6 separate regions of the Homo sapiens genome follow, and regions 1, 2, 4, 5 and 6 are each linked to region 3. The links are chromatin contacts, found by Hi-C or POLR2A ChIA-PET in ENCODE. All regions are on one chromosome and are shown on one strand. The core of a region is the stretch at or near the end of the contact, and the rest is flanking DNA. Distances in the headings are between cores, read along the strand shown.

Evidence for each region. Hi-C counts contacts between places; a loop is a spot of excess contacts on that map. ChIA-PET counts read pairs that join two places held with the same protein, here RNA polymerase II (POLR2A). Pooled maps may share reads with other maps.
Region 1: a pooled map shows a loop between it and region 3 (2.9-fold over the local background). The contact joins the enhancer-like site here to the promoter of SLC38A2 in region 3. A Hi-C loop is called at or near these places in 1 of 168 maps with a recorded cell type or tissue (sigmoid colon), 2 of 37 single-sample maps with no recorded cell type and 6 of 50 pooled maps.
Region 2: a loop to region 3 is called in a pooled map, with 18 times the contacts of the local background. The contact joins the promoter of SENP1 here to the promoter of SLC38A2 in region 3. A Hi-C loop is called at or near these places in 3 of 37 single-sample maps with no recorded cell type and 12 of 50 pooled maps. POLR2A ChIA-PET finds 5 or more read pairs at or near these places in 1 of 52 experiments (activated CD4-positive, alpha-beta T cell).
Region 4: a loop to region 3 is called in a map of CD8-positive, alpha-beta T cell, with 2.2 times the contacts of the local background. The contact joins the enhancer-like site here to the promoter of SLC38A2 in region 3. A Hi-C loop is called at or near these places in 1 of 168 maps with a recorded cell type or tissue (CD8-positive, alpha-beta T cell), 4 of 37 single-sample maps with no recorded cell type and 11 of 50 pooled maps.
Region 5: a pooled map shows a loop between it and region 3 (17-fold over the local background). The contact joins the enhancer-like site here to the promoter of SLC38A2 in region 3. A Hi-C loop is called at or near these places in 5 of 37 single-sample maps with no recorded cell type and 7 of 50 pooled maps. POLR2A ChIA-PET finds 5 or more read pairs at or near these places in 1 of 52 experiments (BJ).
Region 6: a loop to region 3 is called in a map of GM12878, with 5 times the contacts of the local background. The contact joins the promoter of ANO6 here to the promoter of SLC38A2 in region 3. A Hi-C loop is called at or near these places in 7 of 168 maps with a recorded cell type or tissue (B cell, CD4-positive, alpha-beta memory T cell, GM12878 and 3 more), 9 of 37 single-sample maps with no recorded cell type and 16 of 50 pooled maps. POLR2A ChIA-PET finds 5 or more read pairs at or near these places in 1 of 52 experiments (HEK293T).

The regions. Positions count from the first base shown.
Region 1 is chr12:45,232,755-45,237,129 of GRCh38, forward strand. The region is part of intron 1 of ANO6 (anoctamin 6); the gene reads left to right. Among named protein-coding and RNA genes, the nearest start is that of ANO6, 19 kb to the left of the region's middle. Within about 2 kb of position 2,602, at least 27 of the 41 ENCODE cell types and tissues checked have a DNase peak (open chromatin) inside an H3K27ac peak, as active enhancers do; they include sigmoid colon, where a contact is called at or near this core.
Region 2 is chr12:48,104,230-48,108,874 of GRCh38, forward strand. It overlaps SENP1 (SUMO specific peptidase 1), which reads right to left and starts at 1,850. Exons shown (of 18, transcript NM_001267594.2): 1 at 1,799-1,850. It also overlaps a transcript of PFKM not described here. RefSeq lists enhancers at 847-1,722, 1,228-1,437, 1,723-2,596 and a silencer at 1,578-1,717.
Region 3 is chr12:46,371,314-46,376,320 of GRCh38, forward strand. SLC38A2 (solute carrier family 38 member 2) reads right to left here and starts at 1,460. Exons shown (of 16, transcript NM_018976.5): 1 at 1,196-1,460; 2 at 1-66. SLC38A2-AS1 (SLC38A2 antisense RNA 1) reads left to right here and starts at 1,470. Exons shown (of 2, transcript NR_187299.1): 1 at 1,470-1,549; 2 at 2,000-2,465. RefSeq lists enhancers at 390-539, 620-949, 639-1,342, 1,200-1,279, 1,960-2,019 and silencers at 970-1,169, 1,370-1,709.
Region 4 is chr12:47,395,528-47,400,588 of GRCh38, forward strand. No RefSeq gene overlaps it. Among named protein-coding and RNA genes, the nearest start is that of LINC02156, 17 kb to the right of the region's middle. RefSeq lists a silencer at 2,261-2,310. Within about 2 kb of position 2,089, at least 2 of the 41 ENCODE cell types and tissues checked have a DNase peak (open chromatin) inside an H3K27ac peak, as active enhancers do; they include CD8-positive, alpha-beta T cell, where a contact is called at or near this core.
Region 5 is chr12:47,868,295-47,873,321 of GRCh38, forward strand. The region is part of intron 3 of VDR (vitamin D receptor); the gene reads right to left. Among named protein-coding and RNA genes, the nearest start is that of VDR, 34 kb to the right of the region's middle. RefSeq lists enhancers at 199-699, 405-584, 685-754, 1,521-1,570. Within about 2 kb of position 1,951, at least 9 of the 41 ENCODE cell types and tissues checked have a DNase peak (open chromatin) inside an H3K27ac peak, as active enhancers do.
Region 6 is chr12:45,213,345-45,217,721 of GRCh38, forward strand. ANO6 (anoctamin 6) reads left to right here and starts at 2,751. Exons shown (of 20, transcript NM_001025356.3): 1 at 2,751-3,047. The coding sequence starts at 2,978. It also overlaps the pseudogene PLEKHA8P1. RefSeq lists enhancers at 2,517-2,616, 3,627-3,756 and a silencer at 3,077-3,386.

The DNA of each region.
Region 1 (4,375 bases), core at 1,352-3,851, 1.1 Mb before region 3:
TTTGTTCCTTGCTGAAATAATAGCCCTGGGTTGGAAGGCAACAAAACTCGGTCAGTCACCCCAGTTCTCTTCATTCTTTCTTTGCATTTCAGTTTAGCATAATTATCTTCCTTTCTTGTGCTAAAGGAGAGGCCATGGAGAGCTTGGACCGCAGCAATTCTGTGTAGCTTCCGGAAGTTTCCAAAGGAGGAAGAAAGAGAGGGAGCAGGTACATCTGTTCCCTGCACTCCATCTTTTCCTCTTGAGGAAGGGAGAGGCAGGGAGCTAGAAGCCAACGGGCCTCTGGATTCTCAGCCAGAAATGGCTCTCCAGACTTCTACTCTACTGGCTGTGGGATGTGACTCATTCCTGTCTGGAGGAAGAGTTTAACCTGACTTCGGCTGGGAGTCACAACCAAGCACGTAGGGCATGAATCACAATCTGTGAGGGTGGAAAATACCTACTGATGACTCTGATATGCTTCTCTCAATATTTGTTGCCCATGAAAAATCCTAATATTAGAGAATCACACTGGGGATTTCCTCCCCTGTGAATAGCCAAAGCACCCTAGTAATAGAGTGATATGGAAGATGCAAATTAAAGCTTGCTTTGTTTTCAGTTCATAGGGCAAAAAATAAAGGGTTGCAAATTCTGTTATCACTTGCTGTTAAACAGTCCTGTGACTTATTTTTCTGTGTAGGGATCTTTCATATGTGATTGAAACTAGCAGGTAATATATCTGTATTATTGTTATATCTAATACCTCTAATTCCTTTCAAATTGGGAATATTGTCTTTATAAATGCCATTGAGATCAAGTATAAGAAATATTAACATTATCTTTTGCCTGTGCTCTTGTCTGAACCCTCTATTCCTAGTACTGCTTATTTAGTCCAGTGATATTTTTGGTTAACATTGTAAAAGCATATTTTACATATAGTAAAATGTACTGTTAACTGTTTAAGTTATGACAGTTGTATAGCCACCACCCAAAACAAGAGATGGAGGACATTTCCAGCACCCTTGTACCCCTTTCATGTCAACCTTCCTCCACATGGTCCCTGCAAGCACTTAAAGACTTCCTCCATAAATTGATTTTGCCCATTCTTGAGCTTCGTTCTAAAGAAATCATGTAAAATGTAGTTTTTTGTGCCTGGCTTCACTTAGCACAATCTTTCTGGGGATTCATCTGTGTTATAGATATCAGTAGTAATCTAGTGTATTGGAACTATAAGAATATCTAGAAAATGTATTTTGAATTAAATCTTGAAGTATTCGTTTCTTATAGGTAGCAGACTAACAATCCTTAACCTTCTAATTCTGTTTTTACTTTAAAGTCAGGTAGCTTTTGGTCTTAGTTATTTTTGTAATCTCTTTAAGCAGTTCACATAATGCCTTGCCAATTATAGGAAATTAGCAAATGTGTTCTTAAGTTGGAAGAGAATGTGTGAGGAAAATTCACTCCTATCTCATTTTACAGAAATTCAGATTTTAATTGTCCTGCTGTAATTGTGAAACTGAACTGCACATTCATTCTGAGGATTATTGCACTGATGAGTTTACTGATGAGTGTGACACTGGTTCGGAGGGAACTGTTTGCAGACTCTCCCTATGTATAAGGAGTTCATGTGTAATAATTTATTTCTCCAGAAGGTCACCTTTTTTCCTACTGATTTTTTTTTACTGGTAAAAATATTGCAAACAGATATTGTTAGTCTCGTTTGGTAACTGAAAGAGCTCTGAGAACGGAAAAGTTAGAGTGACCTATCCAAATGAAGGAGCAGTTCAGTGTTGGTGCAGGATATTAGATTCCAAAATATTTGTTCAGGCCCCTTTTCCAAGTTCCCAGGGAAGTTACTGACACTGATGTTGGTTTCTTTTAAGAATGACTCATGATTTTTCGAGCCTGGTTTCCACTCTTAGTCATCTTCCCTGCCTGAGTTAAAACAGGCTTTAGGCTCTCACTGAATTCCAGCCTTGACAGAACCCCCCACCCCCACCCCTGGGCTTTTGATTCCCACTTCCTAGCTCAGCTACATTCCAGTCTCTGGAACCAATTCTGACTCCAGGCAGGCAAGATGAGACAATTCAGCATTTACTATCAGTCCAGCAGTAACCTTTCAGTTCTAATAATTTGGCTTGTCCTTTTCCTCCTCAGTTGTTCAGACTCCTTTCTCAGAAACATGCCTAGGACCTCAGTCTCTTTAGTTCTTTGGATTCTGTGTTGCTCTTGTCAGTGTTTACTATCAGTCCAGCAGTAACCTTTCAGTTCTAATAATTTGGCTTGTCCTTTTCCTCCTCAGTTGTTCAAACTCCTATCTCAGAAACATGCCTAGGACCTCAGTCTCTTTAGTTCTTTGGATTCTGTGTTGCTCTTGTCAGTGTTTCCTAATCACCCTCTTGCCCTGGAAATAAAGTCCTCTCCAATGTGGTGCTACTTCTCCTCCTTCCTGTAGCAGACTCTGGTTGTGGCCTGTCTGTGCCTACAGATTTAGTGACAGGAGCTGTACTTTTCTGTTCCCTTCTTTAGCTGTCATACTGGTGGTATCTTAAATCTTAGCCCTAAATTGTGATGAAACTGTTGTATTTTCACAAGTCTTCCTTAGTCATATTGTGCTGTCTGTTCTAAGTAGGGCTGTGAATAAGAGTGGGGTACAGTTTCCTGCAATAAGAGATGGGAGGCTTAACTTCAGCTTGGCACGTAAGAAAGATCAAATGTTTACTGCAATGTGGGAAAACCACCTCCTGGGCATAATAGAAATCCAGGCCTGGCAGTAAACAATTCTATTCAAAAGCAGCTTCTCAGGGCTGAGGAATGACCTAGTTGAGTGGCATGACATCTGAGCAGAACTAGCAAGGAGGCTTGGTGGTATGCCGCCTTTTAACTCCAGCACCTGTGGCTCTTGAGCATTCTCCTCATTCTTCAGTATGGAAAATGGATATTTTCTCAGTCTTGTGCAAAAACAGCTTCAAGAAAAGTCCCCTAGTCAAAAATTCCAGTATTTGGAAGTGTACCAGGAGTCCAAAAAGTTGAGAACTACTCCTGGCTTTTTCCTTCCCTCCCTCACACTGACGGCATTCCTGAACTAGCATGCCTGTCTGTCTCTACATTTCTGGGTGACTGCCTCATCCCAGGTGGCCTTCCTCCAGCTGTGAGCTGGGTGTGTTCCCAGGTATTTAATCCACCCTTGGGGCAAGTTCTTCCAGGCAGCCTCCAGTGCCCCTTCCGGGATCCTGGCTGGATCAGGCTGACTGTCCTTGGAAGTGAAAGAGGCTACATATGAAGGGGAGAAGGGTCCTCTCTGCCTCAGGAGAAGGAAATTAGTTACAGGTGCATGCATAGGCAAAATAGCCCCAATCCTGTTGTGATATAACAGAATTTAGAAGACATCTGGCTCAAATTTTAATTTTCAAAAAGTGATAAATTCTGTGAAGAGGTAACCTGTAGAGTTTATTGTCAAATTAATGGTAGAGCTACTGTATGTGCCACTGTCAGTTGTTAATTATTATTATTATTTTTTTAAGTTCTAGGGTACATGTGCACAACATTTAGGTTTGTTACATAGGTATACATGTACCATGTTGGTTTGCTGCACCTATCAACTCATCATTTACATAAAGTATTTCTCCTGATGATATCCCTCCTGCAGCCCCCCACCTTCTAATAGGCCCTGGTGTGTGCTGTTCCCCACCCTGTGTCCAAGTGTTCTCATTGTTCAATTCCCAACTATAAATGAGAACATGAGTTTGGTTTTCTGTCCTTGTGATAGTTTGCTGAGAATGATGGTTTCCAGCTTCATCCATGTCCCTGCAAAGGACATGAGCTCATCCTTTTTTATGGTTGCATAGTATTCCACGGTGTATATGTGCCACATTTTCTTAATCCAGTCTACCACTGATGGACATTTGGGTTGGTTCCAAGTCTTTGCTATTGTGAATAGTGCTGCAATAAACATACGTGTGCATGTGTCTTCATAGTAGAATGATTTATAATCCTTTGGGTATATACCCAGTAATGGGATGGCTGGGTCAAATGGTATTTCTAGTTCTAGATCCTTGAGGAATTGCCACACTGTCTTCCACAATGGTTGAACTAATTTTCACTCCCACCAACAGTGTAAAAGTATTCCTATTTCTCCATATCCTCTCCAGCATCTGTTGTTCCCTGACTTTTTAATGATCGCCATTCTAACTGGTGTGGGTTGGTATCTCATTGTGGTTTTTATTTGCATTTCTCTGATGACGGGGGATGATGAGCATTTTTTCATGTTTCTGTTGGCTGCATAAATGTCTTCTTTTGAGAAGTGTCTGTTCATATCCTTTACCCACTTTTTGATGGTGTCATTTGTTTTTTTCTTGTAAATTTGAATTCTTTGTAGATTCTGGATAGTAGCCCT
Region 2 (4,645 bases), core at 600-3,099, 1.7 Mb after region 3:
TATATAGAGAGAGAGAGAGAGAGAGACGGGGGGGGGGGGGGGGGCGGAGGGAGGGAGAGAGAGAGAGAGAGAGACGCAATGTTAGCTTTATCCAGGACCAAGATGTGGTTAGAACAATTTATGATATAAGAAGGGTGTGAAAGCAACCATGTGAAATCACCCTTTTCCAAGTTCTGAAAAACAATTATGTGTACAATAGTTTGTACTATATCGTCATGTGTTTGAGGTTCTTTCCTTCTATTTTTACATGTAATCTCTCCCAATCACTCTAACACCTTAAATACCTTAACACTCTAACGCCGTAAACCCTAAGTGTTCAAATTCTTTCATACACATTCATTTACTGTGCACCGACTACGTGCATTAAGAAAGGGTCCCTGCCACTGAGCAGCTCACTGTCCAGTAGGGAAAGCCAGATCCATAAACAGGTACCGCAAGACAGTAGAGCTGGTACAACTGATAGAAGATGTAGAAGTTGGGAAGAAAAGGACAAGAGTTCCAAAGCCGCAATGCAAGTCAACAACTGCATTCCCTTAGCCAGAAGTAGCAGAACCTGTTTTTGTACCCATCCACTCCCTCTAGACAACTCATTAGATGAGTGACATGAAGACCATCTTTGCAGTTGGGATAATTAATTGAAGTCAGTTAAAAATGAATAAGCCTTCCTAAAAGGGACTAGAGAGGAAAAATAAAGGGTGGTAGAGTGTAAACTGGAAGTAGGTTAAGGGATCATGCTTATAGAGATGCTTAAAGTTGCGCTTTAACTGTAATTTCAAAGTCAGGGTAATCTGTATTTCAACATGAGTCCTTAACACAAATTATTTTTATGAAGAATAAAGATTTAGGAGATGATGAGATCTAATACATCCAGAATAACCAATTATAACAAAGACCCTCAGTCAAATAGTTGGTAGTAGATAAAAGGCTTTATATGAATATTACAAGAATCACCACCACTCCAAATATAATAAGTGTACCAAATATGAAGTAAAATGACTTTAACAAGGCTGACTTGAAAGTGATAAAGAAGCAAGTTACTGCTAACAAGATAGTGGAAATACTGCACAGGCACCGATAAACAGAAATCACCAAGCTCAAGGAAAGAGAAACGAGGCATAGATCCAGAGATCACGTTAGGGTACACCAAGAAAGAGACGGTTCAAGGGAATTACCAGGAGGCGATGAGCCAGGTAAGCAAATTGTGGCAGTTAAGGGGATTTTCATAACCTGAGCAGGAGGGTCCAGACGTTTCTTTCTGATGGTGGCACTAGCGATATCACATCTCAGGGAGATACCACAGAGTAGGAGAGTTGGAGAAATGTTTACGTGAGACGCAGAAGTAGTCAAGAAATATCACTCGGGTCTCAAGGAAGGCGGGAGATGAAGCCGGTACCACAGAAAGCCGAGCTTCCCGGTGAAAACAGCTCTCCCCAGAGAAGACCCAGCTCTGGCGGGAAAGCCCCGGAATCGCAACCGGCCTTTCCCCAAGTACGGCTGGGCGCTGGGATGGGGCCTGCTGTAACGGCAGGGAGACGGTCTCTCCGCGGCCCAGGAGAGAGAGACCAGAAGGAACGGCCTCAGGTAGCCTAACGGCCACCGGCGGCCACAGCGCGGCCACCGGACAGCAGGGGGGAGGGGAGGTGGTCCCAGGGGGCGGGGCAGAGGAAAAGGCGCCGGCCCCACAGTGCTCCCCGCTTCCGCCCAGTCCAGCCCGGGCCGGCTGACCGGGTCCGACACAGTCTCCTGGACCAGGCTCCCTCCATCCTCACCCCTCCCCCAGCTTCCCGCCGCCACTCACCGAACCGGAACCGGCTGCCATGCGAAGGGGTTTCCGGCCGGGCGCGGAACGCAAAACCCGGGAACCGCCGCGAACCGGAACCGCCTTCACAGCACCGGAAGAGTCGCTAGGTGGCTGAAGAGGAGGGGGCTGGGGCAGGAGGTCAAAGAACAGAGTTAAGGACCAGTGGGGCGCCTGCGCGGTGTGGCGAGGCCCGAGAAGCGAAGGGAGCATTTAAGACTAGTCGTAATTTCTCAGTACCCTTTTCAGTCTGGGCTTTTTCGCTTTCTCGTACTCGGAATACTGTTAGTGAGCCCTTCGTCCTATGCTTTTCTCTGTTCCCTCTGCTCCCTTACCCGCCGCCTTCTGGTTCCGCCCGGCGAGTTTTGCTTGCTTGCGTTCCAGTTTCCATGGCAGCTTTTCGCGGTGGCCCTAAATCTGCGGAAACCTGTGGCTTCCCCCGACAGATAGGGACCTGAGATCTAAATCGATCTCAGGCTATCTCGTGTTTTATTGAGAATCACAGAACGTTAGTGCTTGTAGAGGTTATTGGAGATACTTTAGTCTTACCAGGTTCAGAGAAGTGAAGTGATTTCCCAAAGGTTTTAAGTGCACGGCCCATCTAGGACTAGGAAACAAGTTTCTTAACTTGCAATCCTGTACTCTGCACCACCTCATACTTGATTGACCATTCAGCAAGCAAACAAACAAACAAACAAGCAACTTGAGGACGGATTAGGCTAGACTCTGGCAAGATGTAGAACCTTCCAGAACTCTGGAGGAATTTGAAACAGGCAGAGCTGTGAGGAAAGCTTTTGGGAGCCCACTAGAGATCTGCTTTTCTGGGTAGAGATAGAGAAGGACCCAGGAATCACCTGTGACCTTTGAAGGGCTTTGTTGTTCCTGGGACACATTGATTAACCTGGAATCTGCCATACTTTCTAAGAGAACATAATGGGAAGAAATATGTTTGTTCATTCAGGCTTTTTGTCAAGCACCTCAGCTTGGCAGGCCTCTGGACCCAGGCCCTGTAGAAGTCTTAGAGAAATGCCCCCTTAATAGGTCCTTTACACCCAGATCACAGCCACAGGCACAGTCTGAGCTCAGACTTAAAGAAGGGCAGTTTCTGGAGGCCCCCAGCCTTTCTGATACTCTCAGCAGCTTGCTGAGTTCAGGGTTTCCTCCCCTGTCAAATACATCAAAGTAGATTATTTGTATTGCCTCATGTGCTGATACTTTTATATTATATTGTCAAGTCCTAAGGCCAAGTAGTCATGAGTGTAGCTGGTCCATGTCAGTCACTGACATCTTATTTCACAGCTCTGTTCGTTTGGATTAAACTCTGTCTCTATTTCTAGGAGGCAGCCATGCATAAAGACGAGTTTCATCTGAAATTTTTCATGTGTGTGATTCAGTCTCGCCAGTTAGTCAGGACTCCTCAGAGAACAGGTACCCTTGTCTCCTGATCATACTCCAGTGACAGAGAATGGGTTCTCTCACAAGAAGTCTAAATACAGGATGTGAGGCTTTCTAGTGTAAATACGGATTTTAGGGGTCAACTGACCTTGTTTATCACATTCTCACTTTGATAAAATATTGATCACTGAGTCGTGTATTTTCCAGGTAAGATTTTGACCTGGTTTGTTGTGATAGATGCCAGGCAGATAAGGAGGACTTGAGAGTTGAGGGGGGAACAAAATTTATCCCATGAGCTTGTCATTATTGTGTTGTTATGTGAATTACTTCGACCAGTCTGGGCTCATCTGTGGGAATCTTTATTGTCATTATAACTGACACTCCAAAACTATCAGATAAATCAAGCCCTAAGGAAAAATGGCCTTCTCATCCACCCCACCTCAAAGTATCTAGTTATATGTTCTGCTTTCCCCCATGTATGTCAAGGGAATAGAATCTTTTTGAGGTACATCGCGTCTCTAATTTTTCACTGGATTTTTGGAAAGAAAGCCCTGGACAGCTCAGAGTCATAGGGAAAATGAAAGGGAGTAAGGAACACTCCCTTCCCAGAATCCCACCTTGAGGGTGACCTAAAGCTATTGTTTCTCAGCTGGGGAAGCTTCTACTTCCAGCATGCTCATACCAAAGCCACCACCAAAGACAGACATCTTGAAGAGTCTAGATACTATGGATGATCCAGACACCGTGGGAAGCATACCTGTTTTCAAAACTGGTGAGGCATGTGGGTCAACAGTGAGAAATGTTCAAAGGAATATGGGAAAGTGAAAGTTGTATGCATAGTATTATAAATCAGCGTAGACCTACTAAAGCTGAAATATAAGACCCAAGGGGGAAAGTCTGTGTGTGTGTGAAACAGAGAGAGAGAGAAAGAGAGAGAGAAAGAGAAAGAGGGATGGGGAGGGAAAGGAAGAAGGGAGAGAGGTGGGGATGGATCATCTGGGAAATTGTAGGGAAACAGACACATCTCTATGCAGAATAACTTAATTTGGTCAATATTAAATCAATTGGCTCATAACTGTAAACTACTAATCTGGTTTATCCTATTGTCAGCATCCTTGATATATAAATATGTGAAACTTAAGAAAGTTGACTAAATGAGTTATTATTTTACAAAATGATTCTAAATATTGTAAAAAATTTTCATCTTAGGAAACCATTTAATAATAGATTTCTCATGTATTTTTAAATGTTCAATTCACAGGCAATTTATATGAAGCTTCAGAAACACATCTATGTATTTCGTCTTAACTTAAATACATCTATATTGGAGTCAATTCACTGGAAACCTTTATTGAGTTCCCGCTATTTGCCCAATAATATACTGGAAATGATAGATTATAAAACATATGTATAAGGCATATCCTTGCCATTGCCCCAATAGCTTACACTTTG
Region 3 (5,007 bases), core at 210-2,709:
GGGTGCAGCTAGTAGCGCTGGGCTCCTTTTGTCCTTGGCGGTGGGTGCAGCGGCCCGCGAGTCGGCCTGCGAAAGTAGAGGCGGCGCGTCAGGACCGCAGCGCCAGCCCGCCGCGGTCACGTGACGCCGCCCGGAGGCGCAGCGCGGCTGATTCATCCCAGGCCAGGCGAGTGGAAAAGTACCAGCCGCGCGCGAGGGGCGGGGGCGCGCCGAGGGGCGGAAAAGTACAGACGGCGGAGCCGCGGGGAGAACAAAGATGATGCCACCGCTGTGTTGCGGCCGTCGAGGCCCCCTACTCCGGCAGATTTCAGTATTTCACCCTCTCTATTGTCCCTCGTCGGAGTGGAGGGGGCGAGGGGGGGTTCTGTTTTGCTTTTTCCCAGTCGCTCCAAACTTGCACAGGCACTCAGGGCACACATCCAGCCCCGACCCTGGCTCGTGTGCATGCAACCTAGGCGCACGGCTTTCCGTTTCTAGCATTTGGAACAGCAATGCTGCGTAATCTGTCCTTTACTGCCCGGAGTCCCCACACGGAGAAATGCCTCTGCCGCAGACAGCCTTCCCCAGGAGGCGGAAAGGGCCGACACTACTCCTCTCTCGAGGGGGGCGAACGCCCGGGCCCCGGGAGCTGGGGGTTTGTTTACACACGCGCGCCAGTGCCCTCAAGCACACCCGTCCACAGGCAGCTGGCCCGCGAGTGCTACGCCCGCCCAGCCCCTCCTATGTCCGGAAAGAAAACTGATGCAATATCGATCGTCGATTGTCAAATGTTCCCAACTCGTCTTCCCCAATCTTGGCCTCTCCTGTAATACATGCCCAAGCCCACCTCCGCCGCCCCCAGATTCCTGGCTCCCTGGACTTAATTTTTTTTTTTTATTAAATGCAAATCAGTCACAAGACTTGCCGCAGCAGAGCCGCTGGCCGGGCTAGCTCCCCTCCCCCTAATGGGAAGATGCGGCTCCGCACCGTGCAGGCACGCGGCCCCCGCCCAGCGCCCGCTCTCCTACCCACGTCGCGGGCGCGACACCCGCGCGGCGGGCCAGGGTGGAAGGCTGGCCAGCCCAACCGACAACGCCCGCCTCGAAAGGAAACGGACCCCGCGGCCGCCTTCCCGCGCGGCCCCTCCCGGAAGCCCCTCCCCCACTCTCGCCCGGGCCCCGCGCCCTTCCCACAGACGCCCCCCCGCACGCGTTACCTCGGTGGTCTCTATTCTCACGCAGACGTCTTCAGTGGGTTTCTCTCAGTCAAATACAAATCATAAAAAACAAACAAAAAATTTCCCCAAATCCAACAACAGGCAGGAAAAATAATTTTAATAAAAAAGGAAAAGACAAATTGCCGCCCCAATCCTCCGGCGTCCGCCGTGTCAAGGGAAAGGCGCGAGCGTGCGGTAACGCGTGGTCGGGCTGCTGCTAGCAGTACTGGAAAGGCGTTCTAAGGCGGCGGCGTCGCGCGGCTGTGGAGCAGCCCTGCGAGCGGCGGGTTATAGCGGCACCCCGGGGACGCGTCAGTGGGCGGGACCGCGGCCGCCCGGGCGCCTTCTCTTTGTGTATCAACACCACCTGGGCCCCGCCTCCGACCCGCCCAGACCTAGGCCCCGCCTCCCTGCCCCTCCCTCTGCGGCCCGCGCCCGCGGCCCAGCCCCGCCCGCAGGCGCCCCCAAGACTCTCCCGCAAAGCCCAAGCCCACTCTCTCCAGCTTTCTAGATAGTCTGGAAAGACCCCCAGATGCTTCCCCTGCCTATCCTTTTCAGCCAGGGTTGGTGCTCAACACATGCGGTTGTCTTTGAGGAGCCATCTCCTTAAAATTTTCTCCTGTCCGAGTCACCAGCAGTCCTTGCTTTCGGGGGACACATCAAGGCTTTTGGGGGACACCACCCTCCCACCAAACACTTTCTTGATTGTTATTTTTGTGATTTACAGTGAAGTTTTGTCTCACAAACTTGGGCCAAGGCAGCAAGGTTGTCCTGATGGTTTGTTGTTCTTTCTTTTCCACCTAGACCTGCTTTCACTCTTCAAAACTAGCCGGAGGTCGGCGAGCAGCTCCTTTTCGGGATGTGCTTTTTGTACGGCCATGGAAACTGGACTAGCGGAAAGGCTACCTTTTGGCCAGCAAGCCAGGCCCCTTAGAAAGAGGCCCCAGTGGGGAGCCCGGCGCTCCTAAGGCCGTTTGGGAGTCCCCAGTTTTCCACTCGCTGACACGTTGCTTCTCTTATCCCACCACCGCCGCCCCGGGCAAAGGCACTGCCTTGTCTGAATGCGGGTCTGAGGCGCTTTCTGCGGAGCCTGGTCCTTTCCCTTCAATGGTGATGTGTGTGGTCTTGCTGAGCCAGGCAACTAGGGGGACCCTTCGCTGTGGAAAAATTGGTGCTGCGGGAAAGGCAAGACTCACTCCCTTGCAGGAAACAAAGACCCCTTAGGAGAGAGAAATGTTCATGGAATGAATGAATAAACAAGTTTGACCTACTGCTCTCTTCCTTTTGGGGACTTGGGAGAAATTGGGCAGGGCATAGAGGAAAGGGCTGGGTGTGATCGCAGTTTTTGCTTTCAATGTTTTACTGAGGAAATCCGTACAACTGCCTATTTCCGCCGCACGTGAGGCTTCGGGTGCCCTCGCCTGCACCAGTGTTTATGATTGACAAGCGAGGTCCCGATTTCCCCCATCACACTCCTGTGTTCCCTACCCCAAACCTTCTACTCTGTTCAGGCCAGTCTTCCCTACCGCAAACCTTCTACTCTGTTCAGGCCAGTCTTAAATAATAGCCATTCTTGCTTTGGTGTCCAATCTCCTCTCATCCCCTTAAATGCCGCTGTCATGCAAGGCTTAGTCTTCGAGCCACAGGAAAGCGCCCCGCATGCCTTAATCCCTCCGTACTCAGCCCTCTTTTTGCAGGTACTATTTTCTAAAACAATATGGTGACGGACTTTTAAAAATCCGTGCTGTCATGCACTCAAAATCGTTCCAGACTATTTGTAGTATCATCTGCCCAAAGATTGTGAACTCCCCAAGGGCAGGTTTGGAATTTGACACACAATTAGGGCTGAAAAAACTATCTTCCTTCCACATACATTCCCCAATAAAATCAATCAACTCTTCTTGTCACAACAATCTTGGTAGTGGTAGGTTAGAGAGGAGTCCCAGGAAGTTTCTTTATATTAGGTTTCAACTGATAACAATCAAAAGGTCTTAAACCACTTTTTCATTCCAGATGAATCTCTGGTCGTTTCCTCTGCCCAGTTAGAGGTGCTAAGGAGGCCCTCAGGGTTGGTAGTTATGGGTGGCAAGTGGCACTATAAGTAAATCTCATGTCTTTTGGACTTTTTGGTGGTTTGTATTGCAACACATATTTAGGAGAAGCACAATACCTGTACAGCTGAGGGCAAAGTGGAGGGCAGGGGCGGGGGGGGGAGCTGCAATATTGATCTGGTCTCTGTATGATCAGAACTTGAACAGTAAATGACAAAAAAAGAAGGGTGGAGGGGTGAAACTTCCATGTTTTTATTGCCAGTTTGATTGGTCTTTTCGAGGGCCAAACTGAGGCATGCCTGCTAACTCCATCAGACTTCCAACTGAGGCCTGATGTGCTCTGAGCAATTGCTGTTATGCTTTGGGCTTGAATGCATTGGACACAGTGTCCTCATTCAATTTCTGGGAAACGATATTGCCAAATACCTATTGGTCAGTGCGCTATAATTTTGTTTGATTTCTAAGCTAATGTTCTAGAAGAGCAGCATTTTTTAAACTTTCAGAATGGGACCAAGTGGTGGATAGTGATGAATTCAGTGGATTAGTACTAGCTTTCTATTTTCTTCAATGCAGTAGAATAGAATAATTTTTTTTAAAAAATCAGTATGCCATATGTACTATTATTCTGTAAATCTTTTATCTTGATTATGTGTATATATATGTGTGTATATATGTATACATATGTATACATATATGTGATTATGTGTGTCTGTATATATATGTGTGTGTGTATTATGAGTTGTGATGTAAAACAGGGGTCCCCAACCCCTGGGCAGCAGACTGGTACCAGTCTGAAGCCTGTTAGGAACTGGGCTGCACAGCAGGAGGTGAGTGGCAGTTCAGCCAGCATTTGGCCTGATCAGTGGTGGCATTAGATTCTCATAGGGGCACGAACCCTATTGTGAACTGCACATGTGAGGGATCTAGGTTGCATACTTCTTATGAGAATCTAACTAATGCCTGACAATCTGAGGTAGGACAGTTTCATCCTGAAACCATCTCCCCCAATTTTTTTGTGGAAAAATTGTCTTCCACAAGACTGGTCCCTGGTGCCAAAAGGTTGGGGACTGCTGATGTAAAATGTATGTCTTGCTGTGGTTTGGGGGGGGGTCAAAGAATTTTGAAAGCTACTGAAATTGAATCTTATTTCCTATCCTAAGACAGAAAAACTGTCACAAAAATCAGTTATCAATTCTGGATTTTCAGGAATGCATTGTCAGGATAGATTGTTAGAACTATTTATTGAAGGTAGGTAGCTATGTTCTGTACAATTTTTTGACCATTATTTCCTGATAAAATAGAGTGGTTCTGTTTCCTGGAAGCTGTCATTGGTTGACATTTTCTACTTGTTGTTAAACAACTGGTTTTTAAGATGACCCTCAAAATTCTATTTATCCAGCACTACAATTTGCCAAAAGTGGGCTTACACATAAAATTTGCTTTTCTCTACCCTCCATTTCCAACTGTATAGTTTCATTCGCAGATTAGCTTCTATGGCTTTCTTTTATCTGTCCCAGCCCATATTTCCAATCTTATTTCCCATTATTCCTTGTGGTAGGCAGCTTCTAGGATAGGCCCCAATAAATCACCACCTGCTGGTATTCATACATATTTGTAATCCCCTCTCCTTGAATATGGGCTGGACCTAGTGATGCACTTCTATGTGGCAAAAGTGATGGCATGTCACTTCTGAGGCTAGGTTACAAAAAGACAGACTGGGCGTGGTGGCTCATGCCTGTAATCCCAGCAATTTGGGAGGCC
Region 4 (5,061 bases), core at 839-3,338, 1.0 Mb after region 3:
GCAAAGCTACTACCATTGTCGGGTGGTGATGGTGATAATGGGGGGTGGGGAGCAATTGAAAGGAGTTTCAAGGAGTTCCAGTGGCTGGTCATGTTCTGTTTCTTGATCAGACAGTGAAACACAAATGTGTTCACTTCATGAAAATTCACAAGCTATACATTTATGAGTTGTGCTCATTTCTGATTGCATGTCATACTTCAATAAAAAATTTACTTAAAATTTGAAAAAAATTAAGTAATTATTTCAGGCTGAAAATGTTTGTAAACCATTAAGAACATCAAAGTGTCTGCATTTTGAAAATATGTGATTTTATTCTTGGTGCCCATGGAGATTCAAAATGTACCTCTTTTAACAACAAATGAATTTTTCTCCTATAGTACAAAATCACTCTTTTTTTTTTTTAAAAGAAGTCTCGCTCTTGTCTCCCAGGCTGGAGTGCAATGATGCCATCTCAGCTCACTGCAACCTCTGCCTCCCGGGTTCAAGCAATTCTCCTGCCTCAGTCTCTTGAGTAGCTGGGATTGCAGCTGCCTGCCACCATGCCTGGCTAATTGTTTTTTTAGTAGAGATGGGGTTTCACCACATTGGCCAGGCTGGTCTCAAACTCCTGACCTCAGATGATTCACCTGTCTCGGCCTCCCAAAGTGCTGGGATTACAGGCATGAGCCACTGCTCCCAGCCCAATGACTCGTTTTTAATTCAACTAAAATAAAACTAGGAATCAATCACTGTTGAGTAATGGGGATTTGTAAAAACATCTGAAATATGAAAAATGTTACCAAAACTTGGGTAGAGACTGGGGTAGCTGTCAGGACACTTGTGACAGAAGCCAGCACTTGGCCTAGCCTTTCAGAATTACTGTGGGACTTTCACTGAATCAGACTTCCCTTCTTTCTTAAAAGACCCATATGGGGCAACTGTATCTCACCATACATCTTCTTCTCTCTTTTTTTTTCTAGCTAAAATGGAAAGGATGGAACCCGAGATATCTTTGTCTTTGTCTTCCTTGTCTTCCTTGTTGACATTCTTTGTCTTCCTTGTTGACAGCTCCTGCAGGCATCCCCAAACTGATTTGCTGAAGGTGAGAATCTGCCCCCTGAATCACAAAGGGTGGCTGTGCTGCTCACTTAGTCTGTTTTGTGTTGCTGTAACAGGATATCTGAGACCCAGTAATTTACAAAGAAAAGGGGTTCATTTAGCTCATGGTTCTGCAGGCTGGGAAGTACAAGAAGCATAGCATTAGCATCTGCTCTGGTGAGAGCCACATGGTAGGTCCAAACATGGTAGAGAAGGTCAAAGGGGAATTATGAAAAGTCAGAGCCCAATGGCATCTTGGCTTTACCACAACCTATTCTCAAGGGAAGAAATCCATTCTCAGCAATGAACCTAGTCTGGCCAGACAAAGAATTTACTAACTAACAAAAGGGTACCAAGCCATGCATGAGGGCTCTGCCTCCATGACCAAGTACTTCCCACAGGCTTACTTCCCAACCCCGCAAGACAAGGACCAAATTTCAACATGAGTTTTGCTGGGAACAAACAAATCCTACCCAAACCATAGCAGCTGCCAATGACAAAATGAAACCAAGTTTCATAGGGCCCTCTCTGCTCCACATGTAGGCAACTCTGCAGGCATTTGGAGCACCTGTTAGCATGGACTAGAAGTCTAATTGGCCCTTTCTTCCTGTGCAGAGATCCTGGTGCAGGTGGCTCTCCCTGCTTCACCCCTAGGCATATCTTCAGGCATTTGGAGCACCTGCTCTCTTGGTTCAGCAGCCTGAGCCACCCCCACCCTTCCTGTGCATAGACTGTGGTACAGTAGGGCCCCCTCCACTGCAAGCAGATCTCCAGACATTCAAATCACCTTCTTGCTTGGTTCAGCAGCTGAAGTCACCCCACCCCTCCTGTACAGAGATCTTGGTGCAGGGGACTTTTTCTCTGCTTCATGGCCAGGGAGATCTTCAGGACCCTGGAGCACCACTCTCCTGGATTAGGAGTTTAGGCTGACACCCATCCCCATCCAGAGAACTTGGGGCTGAGGAGGTTTCCTAGCTCCATGCCTAGGCACACCTCTAGAAACTTGGTGGCAGCCCACTGGATTCTCCTTTGGCACTGGTGCTTATGCTTGCCATCAGGGGACGTGTAACTGGGCCTTCCAAGTTCGGCTCCACCCATCTTGCCCCACCCCTCCATTCCCTGGAGCTGAGAAGAGAGCTCAGACCACTGTGCATTCCATAAATGAGCCCATTGCCTGAGGCAACAAAGAGCTCCTCTCAGTAAACAAGGATCGGGTATATACCCAGCCATGTTGGCCACAACCAGCTCTTACACATAAGTGACATCTACTGGCTTGTCTGTTTAACTGCACAGCCCCGTGTAATATCTAGAGAGTGTAGGAAGAGGGGAAGGGAAAGAAAAAGAAGAAAAGGCAATAATTTTATAGGGAAAGAAATAAAAACAAAAATCCTACCCACACAAAAATAATTACAAAAATTAGAAGTGCCAGCACTTCCAGATGAGAAGGAATCAGAGCAAGAATTCTGGAACCATGAAAAATCTGAATGTGACAACATCAAAAGATCACAGTAGCTCTCCAGCAATGGTCCCTAACCCAGATGGAAACCCAGAAATTACAGATAAAGAATTCAAAGCATGAATTGCAAGGAAGCTCAATAAGATCCAAGACAAGGTTGAAAATCAACACAGGCCAGGTGCAGTGGCTCATGCCTGTAATCCCAAGACTTTGAGAGGCCAAGGCAGCAGGATCACTTGAGGTCAGGAGTTCAAGACCAGTCTGGCCAACATGGTGAAACCCTGTTTCTACTAAAAATACAAAAAATTAGCTGGGTGTGGTGGCGCACGTGTGTAGTCCCAGCTACTTGGGAGGCTGTGGCAGGAGAATCACTTGAGCTGGGAAGCGGAGGTACCAGTGAGCCAAGATCACACCACTGTACTCCAGCCTGGGTGACAAAGAAAGACTCCATCTAAAAAAAAAAAAAAAAAAATCAGCACAAGGAAACTTCTAAAGTAATCTGGGAAATGAAAGAAGAGATAAAACATCCTAAAAATAAATCAGTCAGAGCTTCTGGAATTGAAAAACTCACTTAGGGAATTTCAAAATACAACTGAAAGTTTTATCAATAGACTGCACCAAGCAGAAGAAAGAATTTCAGAGTTTGAAGACTGGTCTTTTGAACTAACCCACTTACACAAAAATTTTGTTAAAAAGAATTTTTTAAAGATAGTCTTTGAGAAATATAGAATTATGTCAAGTGACCAAACCTATGCATTGTTGGCATTCCTGAGAGACAAGAGAAAAAGTAAACAACCTGGAAAACATATTTGAGGAAATAATTCAAGAAAATTTTCCTAATCTTGCTAGAGAGGTAGACATCTGGATATAAGAAATCCAGAGAACATCTGTGACAAACTATTCAAAATGAACATAACAAAGAAATTAAGTCACTACACTGTCCAAGGTCAATATTAAAGAAAAAAAAATGTTAAAGGCAGCTAAAGACAGAGATCAGATCACATACAAAGGGAACCCTATCATGCTAACAGCAGACTTCTCAGTATAAACCTTACCAACCAAGATAGGCTGGTGGCCTATTTTCAGCATTCTAAAAGACAAGAAATTGTATTTCGCAGAGAAATACAAAAGACTCTCAGAGACTATTATGAACACCTCTGTGCACACAAACTAGAAAATTTAGAGGAAATGGATTAATTTCTGGAAACACACAAGGCCCCAAGATTGAATCAGGAAGAAGTTGAAACACTGGACAGATCAATGTGAAGTTCCAAAATTGAATCAGTCACAAAAAAAGCCCCAGACCAGATGGATTCACAGTTGGGTGAATTCTGCCAGATGTACAAAGAAGAGGTGGTACCAATTCTACTGAAACTATTCCAAGAAAACAAGGAGGAGGATGCCTCCCTAACTCATTCTGTGAAGCCGTCATCACCCTGATACCAAAACCTGGCAAAGACACAATGAAAAAAAGAAAACTACAGGCCAATGTCCCTGATGAACATAGACAAAAATAACTTTAACCAAATCCAACAAAACCAAATCTAACAGCACATCAAAAAACTAATTCACAATGATCAAGTAGGCTTCATTCGTGGGATGCAAGGTTGGTTCAGCTGTGCAAATCAATAAATGTGATTCACCATATAAACAGAATTAAAAACAAAAGCCGTATGATCATCTCAATAGACATGGAGAAAGCTTTTGATAAAAGCTAACATCCTTTAATCGTAAAAGCCCTTAACAAACTAGGCATTGAAGGAACATGCCTCAAAATAATAAGAGCCATCTATCACAAACCCACAGTCAATATCATACTGAATGGGAAAAAACTGGAAGCATTTCCCTTGAGAAAAAGAACATGACAAAGATGCCTACTCTCCTCACTGCTATTCAAAATAGCACCAGAAGTGCTAGCCAGAACAATCAGGTAAGATAAAAAAAAAAAAGACATCCAAATAGTAAAAGAAGAAGTCAAGCTATCTCTCTTTGCTGATGATATGATTCTACACCTAGAAAACCCTAAAGATTCTGCCAAAAGGGCTCTGGAACTTATAAACAACTTCAGTAAAGTTTCAGGATACAAAATCAATGTACAAAATTGGTAGCATTTCTATACACCAATAATATTCAAACTGAGAGACAAATTGAGAATGTAATTTCATTTACAGTAGCCAAAAAAAAAACCCTAAAATACCTAGGAATACATCTAACCAAAGAAGTGAAAGAGTTCTACAAGGAGAAGTACAAAATGCTACTAAAATAAATCATAGTTGACACAAACAAATGAGAAACATTTCTTACTCATTCCTTGCTCGTGGCTATTAAAGTAGCCACACTGCCCAAAGCAATCTACAGATTCAATGCTATTTCTATCAAACTACCAAGGTCATTACTCACAGAAGTAGAAAAAAGCTGTTCTAAAATTCATATGGAATCCCCAAAAAGCCTGACTGGCCAAAGCAAAGCAAAACTAATAAAGCCAGAGATATCATATTACCTGATTTCAAACTATACTACAAGGTTAG
Region 5 (5,027 bases), core at 701-3,200, 1.5 Mb after region 3:
TGTGACAACCCTCATCACCCAAGGGGCCTACTGCAGAGCCAGGGTTGTCAGGAGGTGGAGCAGCACCAGGCTATCAGGGGCTCCTTAGCTCCAAGTCTAGCCCGCCTCAGGCCCAGTCCTAACCCTGCAGTAGCTAACAAGAAAGAAGTTATACGCCAGGCTTTTTTCCATCTTCGTAGAAACAAAAAGCCTTTTGCCGTTCACCTCTATTTGTTTACTGCTGCTTTTCTGGAGGGACAAGAGAATATGGAAGCATCTTGGGAACTGTTAGGGTTCCCCAGAAACGAGATACAATTATCCCCACAGGGACATCTGTATGTTCCAGGACATGAGATTGGTGTCCCTCCCACCAACCTTGTGGTTCTTGAGGCTTCATCCGTCACCACAAATGCTCAGGCCTCAGAATGCCCGTAATTCTCTAAACTTACTCAAGGACCAGAAGTTTCTATTTCAGAAGAAACTCTCATTTCCTTTTTTTTTTTTTTGTTTTTCAACAACCGGGCATTTCGCTCTGGTCACTGAGGGGCTGCTCTGTCCTCCCACTGGCTGTCTTGTCTGGCTCAGAGCTCTTCCTGTTAAGCCTGCAAGGCCATGGGCACCAAGAAGACAGCACATCGTCAGCCTAGCCCAGCCACCACCTACAGTGATGTGAGCCAAAGCCTCTCACCAGACTGGGCCCGGGACTGAGAGCTTCTTGAGGCCCCAGGGCCTATCAGAGGCCCCGTCTGTCCTTCCCCAGGCTCCAGGGAGCCTGCCTTTGACCCTCACTTGGGGGCAGCCCCCCCAGCTGCAGGGTTGCCTGAAAAGAGATTCCACTGCTTCGCCATCTTTCTCTCATTTTTCTCATGTCACTTTAAATATGAAGCTCCATCTCAGATGTCTATACGCAGGAGGGTTGGAGATTGCCACTCAGCCCCACTTTGCCTGACAACAGGAATGAGGCTAGGAATAGGAAGAGAAGGCCGGGCGCGGTGGCTCACACCTGTAATCCCAGCACTTTGGGAGGCCGAGACAGGCGGATCGCGAGGTCAGGAGATCGAGACCATTGTGGCTAACACGGTGAAACCCCATCTCTACTAAAAATGCAAAACATTAGCCGGGCGTGTTGGCGGGCGCCTGTAGTCCCAGCTACTCGGGAGGCTGAGGCAGGAGAATGGCGTGAACCCGGGAGGTGGAGCTTGCAGTGAGCTGAGATCGTGCCACTACACTTCAGCCTGGGGGACAGAGCGAGACTCCATCTCAAAAAAAAAAAAAAAAAAAAAAAAGGAATAGGAAGAGAAAATAGTGCAGAGCTGAATTAAGAGAAAGTACTGGGACTGGGTGCAGTGGCGTGAGCACGCCTGTAAGCCCAGCACTTTGGGAGGCTGAGGTGGGCAGATAGCTTAGGCTCAGGAGTTTGAGACCAACCTGGCCAACATGGTGAAACCCTGTATCTACAAAAGATTAAAAAAAATTAGCCAGGCATGGTGGCATGCGCCTGTGGTCTCAGCTACTTGGGAGGCTAAGGTGGAAGGATCGCTTGAGCTGGTGAGGTCAAGGCTGCAGTGAACCAAGATTGTGCCACTGCACTTCAGTGTGGGTGACAAAGTGAGATCCTGTCTCTAGAAATAAAAAATAAAAGAGAAAGTACTGGGGGTAAAAAAAAAGTTTGGCGCCCTTGCTTCTGCTTAAGAGTTGTCATATGAAGCCCGAGAACACTGAAAAGGAAGAGGACACCATTACGCTCTGGAGCGTGGGGTCAGTGTTCAGGGTATAGAAAGTTTGCTCCCCAGCTCCAACTGCCAGACCCAGAGGCTCTCTGGAACTCAGATCCCAGAGCTGGCCTTTCAGGTGTGTCTGGCCCAACATGTCTGTTTGCTGGGCCACAGATCCTCTTGGCTCAGAGGTCCTGTTCTTCCCTGTTCTCCTGCCTTCCAAGGGCACTTCCACATGTGTGGCTGTCATTTACTCTCTGCCCACGAGGAGTCAGGGCAGCCAGACTGCCCAACCCTGGCTCTGTGCTTTGTCCTGAAGGTCTACACCCTACCCTGCCTTCCTCCCAATACTAATTGCCTGTGAGCTGGTTTGGATTTGAGAAACAAGAGCTTCAGGTTTCCATGAGAGCCCATTGCCTCAGCTGCTCTCTGAGCCTGGACCCTGTCATCCTCTGGTTGGTTGGCATTTATACCCCAGCTCAGGAAGGGGGGGTAGGGGTGGGGCAACCAAGCTAAATATAGATGCAGTTTCTAGAAAGCCAGGGGTGAGAGAGGACATTGACCGATTCTCATGCCAGAGACCAGTTTATCAAAACAGAAAGAGACAAAAACCTCACAAAAGCATCAAGAGCCTGGGGCCAGGGCCTCAGGCCTGGGACAGTTGGGCCTTTCTCCAGTAGGTGGCCTCTGCCAGCAGAGACGCACGTTGCATAACCCAGGCGTAGGGTCAACTATCCCCTCTGGGCTCCATCTCCACTGCACTGTCACAGAGATTCCAGCGTCTGCTCAGGATACAGGAACTAGCGAGAGCTCCTGATCTGAAAGCTATGTGAGGTGCTGGGAATGCTTACTAGTTTGATTATGGTGATCATTTCACAATGTATATGTATAGCAGAACATCGAGTTGTGCACCTGAAATATAGACCATGTCTATCTGTCAATTATACCCCAGCAAATCTAAAGGAATAAAAAGACCTACATCAAATGATGTAGGGGCCTACATGTATGTGAGAGGCAGCATCAGGGGGTTCTCCTCAGGTGGGTTTAAAAAAACATTAAAGGATGGTTAGCACTGTAGAAAAGAGCACAGACTTTTTTTTTTGGAGGGCAATTGGCAATGCGAAGCATGTTAAACACACAGACATTTTAACGCAGTAAAGCCACTTCCAGGTATTTATCCTGTGGGTAGATCGGTCCATGGGCGCAATGGTGGTTACTGCAGCTCTGTCTGGAGAAGCCAAAGACCGAACCTAAATGACCATGACAGAGGACTGGTTTCTTTCTTTTCTCTTTCTTTCTCTTTCTCTTTCTTTCTTTCTTTCTTTCTTTCTTTCTTTCTTTCTTTCTTTCTTTCTTTCTTTCTTTCTTTCCTTTCTCTCTCTCTCTCTCTTCCTTCCTTCCTTCCTCTCTTTCTCTCTTTCTATCTGTCTGTCTATCTGTCTTTCCTTCCTTCCTTCCTTCTTTTCTCTCTTTCTTTCTTTTTTTTTTTTTTCTGGATGGAATTTCACTCTGTCACCCACGCTGGAGTGCAGCAGCACGATCTGGGCTCACTGCAACCTCTGGCTCCCAGGTTCAATCGATTCTCTTGCTTCAGCCTCCCGAGTAGCTGGAATTACAGGCATGTGCCACCACGCCTGGCCAATTTTTTGTATTTTCAATAGAGATGGGGTTTCACCATGTTGGCCAGACTGGTCTCGAACTCCTGACCTCAAATGATCCACCCACCTTGGCCTCCCAAAGTGCTGGGATTACAGGCATGAGCCACCGTGCCCAGCCAGGCACTGGTTTCTTATCTCACAGAACCTCCATATAATACTCTGTGACTATGAAAAAGAAAGAGGAAGAATGCTGAAATGGGAATGAGCTTGAAGAAGTGTTCTTTAGCAGATAAAACCAAGATGCAGAATGGTGACGTGTGTGCACACACACATACACACACACACATATGCACTTTTACATAAAGAATCTGGAAGCGAACACGATGAGCTGGCAACAGTGACAGCTTCCTGGAGGAGGTAGGGAACTAAGAATTGGGTTGAATAGGTGATTTACTTTTCACTTACATATCCTCTTAAACTGTTGGCTTTTTAAAAAGCCATATTATGACGTTACATTTAAAAAATCCACTACCCACTACAACTACCTAAACATTAAAAATGAAATGCAGTCTTTGGTTAGATCGATATGTTTGAGTTTAAATCTTAAAGCACAACCTTGGGCAAGTTACTTAACCTTCCCATCCATTAGTTTCCACATCTGTAAAATGGGAGCAACATTTCAGAGAGGGTTGTAAGAACTAAATAAAGGAAAAGGGAACAGGACCTGGACAAAGGAAACCCTAAATAAAGGGAAAGAAGAGAAACTAGCAGAAAGAGGCAGTGGGAGGGAGTGCTGAGAGTGGGTGAAAGTAGATTTTAAAGTAGATTTTAAACATCTCATTAAGAATTTGAGACCCCTGAAGCAGACACCATGTCTTAGGCCTGCTCTCTGGGTGCCTAGCATGGGAGCCTGCAGGCAGCAGAGTTTGAAACCATATTTCTGTTTCATGTGCTGTAGCTCCTGATGTCTAGAGCCACAGCCCCTGTGCTAGTTACAGCAACCACTGTCCAGTTCTGTTGAGCACCAGCCAGTTCTACCCAGCCTTTGACCGACATGAAGCTCTCTCAGAGCCCCTGGCCCAGCCCTTCCCTCTTCATACCTGATATTTAACTCCTTCTGTTTAGGAACCTCTTTTCAGAGACCACTGCCAACACATCACATAGTTATACTTTCCAAGTTCCATGGTAGAGAAAAGGAAGAAAGGACCATCTGTCCTCAAAACTAAGACACTAAAAAGGGATAATGATACTAGCTATCACCACTGGAAGCTTTCTAGGTCAGTATTTTACATACTATCTCCAATGCTCTCGACAACCTTTGGGTAGATATTATCCCTGTTTTACAAGTGACACAAAAAGGCACGGGAAAGTTAAATAACTTGCTTTAAGTCACAGCTAGCAAGTCTGAAAGCTGGAATTAGAATCAAGAACTGTTTGACTCCAAGGAATCTGACTGATATGGTTTGGCTCTGTGTCCCCACCCAAATCCCATCTCGAATTGTAATCCCCATGTGTCGAAGGAGGGGCCTGGTGGGACATGATTGGATCATGGGGACAGATTTCCCCCTTGCTGTTCTTGTGATACTGAGTGAGTTCTCACAAGATCTGATGTTTTTAAAGTGTGGCGCTTCCCCCTTCACTTGCTCTCTGTCTCTCCTGCTGCCATGTAAGACAGGCCTTGCTTCCCCTTTACCTTCCGCCATGATTGTAAGTTTCTGAGGCCTCCCCATCCATG
Region 6 (4,377 bases), core at 1,501-4,000, 1.2 Mb before region 3:
TAATTGTTCTGCGATCCCTGACTTGAAAAAGCTTTGCAAATACAAATAACCTGGCTGTATATTAATATTTTATTTCACAAATTATTATTGTATGGATGATAATTCTTCAGGGTTAAATGTGTGGTTCTTACATAGGCCTATTATCCTATTTCTGAGGCATATATTGATTGCTCAACTGAAAAAAAATGCAGAAGAGAAGTGGTAGGAAATAAAATGGATTAGAGGAAAGAATGGAATTTACTAATAATAGAGTTCCCTTCTAGCAACAGTTACCTTTACATATAAGGCCAACAATGTTTCGCTGCAACATTTATCAAAGAAGAAAAATGTAAACTCTTAAAAATCTGTGAAGAATTCTAAATGACTAATTAAAACTTGTTGCAAAGTCAACTTCGATAATTTTTTAACTACAAAGTAACTTTGACCGAAGTCTTAGTCCATAAAAATGAGAACAAGGCCGGGCGCGGTGGCTCACGCCTGTAATCCCAGCACTTTGGGAGGCAGAGGCGGGCGGATCACGAGGTCGGGAGATCTAGACCATCCTGGCTAACACGGTGAAACCCCGTCCCTACTAAAAATACAAAAAATTAGCTGGGCGTGGTGGTGGGCGCCTGTAGTCCCAGCTACTCCGGAGGCTGAGGCAGGAGAATGGCGTGACCCTGGGAGGTGGAGCTTGCAGTGAGCCGAGATCTAGCCACTGCACTACAGCCTGGGTGACAGAGCGCGACTCTGTCTTAAAAAAAAAAAGAGAGAACATTTGGTTAAAGAACTATGGCAGGGAGTTGATGAGACTTTGAATTTTGAATTGGTGGGGGAAAAAGTGATCTGAAAAAAAAATGGATTGGGACATGTCTCTGGAGGTGGTTTATGAAGAGGCTATGAGCACTGATTCTGAAACAAGCTGTTGAGGTTTCAATCCTGGCTCCACTATTTATTCCCTGTGTGATTTTGGACAAGTTGCTCAAGTTGCCTCACACCTGAAGAAAAATGATAACACTTTCTAGGGTTGTTATGAGGGTTGAATGACTGGATGCTTATAAAACATGTAAAACTTTTCCTAGCACATAAAAAGTACTACACAAAAATTTGTTAAAAGAAAATTGTAAAAATTGATCATGTAACCAAAACACTTTTGAAGTTTCTACTTTTAGTGAGTTTCACAAGCTCAGGGGAGAGTGTTCAGTGAAAGGAAACAATCTCTTCTCATCTTTCTTCTCCCATCATTTTTTTCTCCTATCTTCAGAGTACTGTATTGTTGTCTCTTTATACTAAAAACAATTCTGTTTATTCAAAAAAAGTACCTCAAGAAGCAAGTATAGTGTTTCCCAGGTATTTTCTTAAAAGTAATTTCATCATGTCTTTTCATGTATATATTCATGTCTATTTTCCCACTTAAGATTGGTCCCAATGTTTTCTTTCTTTCAGAGAGAACATTAAAAATGTTAGGAAACTGAGGTGCAAGGATTGCTGGAGGCCAGGAGTTCGAAACCAGCCTGGGCAACATAGTGAGACACCCATCTCTACAAAAAAATTTAAGAATAAGCCCCACATGGTGGTGTGCTCCGCTTGTAGTTCTAGTTACTGAACTCCCACCTCGGCAACAGAGCGAGACCGTCTTAAAAAAAGTATGTGGAAGAAAAAACATGCACAGTAGATTTAGTGTTATTGTGATAACCCTAGCACTTCAGTGGAAAAAATATAAACAATTTCAATGAGTAGACAATAACACATATAACCAAGATTTCAAATATACCTTCTAGCCCTTTTGAGAAGTCAAAATTGAACAACCTGAATGTACCAGCTTTTTTGAAAAAAGTTTTGTAGACACGCGATCCCCAAAACCTGCCGTTCAAACAACTCCAAGGGTCTTTAAAGTACTAAATCCCTTTGTATTTGTCCTATCGGTCCCTTTGGTTTCCAGGAAAGCATTAAAAATAAAAATAAAAACTCTCTGCCTTAATTTTATTTCACGACTTTCTTTTCTCTTATTATAGCTTTCCACATTGCTTTAGAAGAGTTTACATCTAACTCTAGTGGTCTTCGGCTTCTTCTCCCTCTTTGACACAGAGGACTAGTTTCAATTGTACAAATAGGCTGGACGCTTCAGCGATTATCTTCCGACCACTCCCTGTGTGCTCGCGCGGGCGGAGTAGGGGGCGCTTCTCCACTCTCCGCGACCTCAATGTATGCGGAAATCCTCCTGCCTTTGTGCACACGTTTATTTAGAAAATTCTCTCCACCCCCACTCCCGTCCGTCCCGCCCCTTCTTCTTTTGCTTATTCTCTGAGTTTTGCCTCTCCTCCCACCCCGACTCCACCGTAATCTTAACCTACCCGTACAGATTCCACTTTCCCACTTCGGAGCTAGAGTAATTTAAGATCCCCCCATTATTAGCTCCACGTCGCCTTTAAAAGCCATTCAAACGAGTTCGCCTTCCAGGGTTCTGCAGTTGTGCTGCAGCAGCATTTCCCTCCTCTCCAGTATCAGACGTTAAAACAAAGCAAGCCACAGTGTGTGTCCACAGACGACCTTGGAACGAAAAGCTGCCCTGTTTGGGATCAATGCTCAGGGAACCCAGTCCACTCCCGCACTCACGTGTTCCCGCCTTGCCCTCCAGCTAGTTCCCCCGCGCGCAGGATCGCACTACTCCCTCTGCAGTCTCGCCTGCCGACTTCCTTCTGCGCGCCTCGTAAAACCGGGGAAGTTCAATCATTCCGCAGCGAGCCGCGGCGGCCGCACTGGGCATGCTCAGTCTCCGGGCTCCGCTCGGCAGGCGAGAGGCGTCCTCCGGCTCTGGGCTCCGGTCGGTGGGTGCCTCGGCTCGGCTTTCCCCGGCGCTGGCTGGGCTCAGCGGCCCCTGAGCCCAAGCGACACACGCCCCGCGGTCCCCGATCCGGCCCCTGGGAGAGCCGCGCCGTTCTGGAACCCGGGAGCCCCCAACTTCGCGCCAAGTTCGGAGCCGCCTTCTGAGGGAGACATGAAAAAGATGAGCAGGAATGTTTTGCTACAAATGGAGGAGGAGGAGGACGACGACGATGGGGATATCGGTGAGCGAGGGGTCCCCGCGTCCCCACCCGAGAGCCCGAGCCGACGCGGGAAGAAGTTCGGGGACTGCGCGGGGGCGCTGTGCTCTCCGCGGGGGAGGTTGGCCGAGACGCTCGGCCGCTCCGGGCAGGGGAGGAAGCCCGCTGTCCCCGGCTGCTTGCAGACTGAGGCCCCGGTGCGGCCCCTGCGGGGCTGAGGCGCGGGGCGCGTGGTGGCCCCGAGGACAGGCTCCTGACGGGCGGGGGATGCTGCCCCTGAAAAGCCTGGCAGCTGCGGGGACGCCTCTGCGTGCGGAAGTCTCCACTCAGAAGCAACTTTGGGGTCACTTCCCCGACTCGCAGAGTGCTAGGGTTGCCCAGGAGCCTCGGCACTGGGGCGAGCCCCCTGGGCGGGGTCCGGGGAGCAGGCCCGCATTTGGAGGACAGGGTGTGACCCATCTGAATCCTCGTTAAAGTAAAAGCCGACCGACGGCTCTGGGAGGTTTGAGGCCTGGCGGGGCGGCCCCGGGAAGTGATTTGTGGCCGCTAGGCGCGCGCTGGAAACCCTTTCCCATCTGCGGAGCCCACCGGAGCTGTGATCGGAGGAGGAATTCCCCCAGGCAGGGAGGACCGCAGGGCCTTTTTCACTCGTCCTGAGGGGCCCTGGGGCTTGGGGAGCAAACCTGGGGTGACCCATTTCTAGTTAGAGTTAAAAATGCATGGAAGTGACAAGACGAACGGAGGGAGAGCTGTTTTAAGAGCAAAAAAAGAAAAAAAGGGCAAACAAAAGGGATGAGAGGAGGTGAGGAAGGGGAAAGGAATGAGAGGACTAGAGAGAAAATCAGGTCCCTAAAGAGAACACTGTCGGGGGATGATGATATAATGTGTCCCTCCAGAAGACTCTAATTAAATTACCAAGCCAGTCTGTTGTGGCGACTCGGCTTAGTCTCCTGGATGCCAAATCAATTTTAAAGCAGAACATCCTGCTGATGTTCTAAAGCCCTGTTGTTATCTAATAACTTTAAAAGTAACTTAATTTTAGGAGTTGGGTGTGGTTTTTATTTCTGTTACATTTTGGGCACGGAATATTTCGATCAAAAAAATTTGGTAACTTCTTGGTTGTCCAGGGACAAATCGAATAGAGGAGATTACACTCCATGATTTAGTTTCACATTTCATTCATTCATTTAAGAACAATTTACTAGTTATTCATCTTTAAGGAGAGAGCAAATAGTAGTAGTTTTTATAGGAGAGAAAACTGAAGCGCACAGGTTGGTCTGCCCAGCTTCTCACACTTTCAAACCCAGGTTTTCTGACTTGTAAAACCAGTGAAGATTAATGCTCTTACCACTGG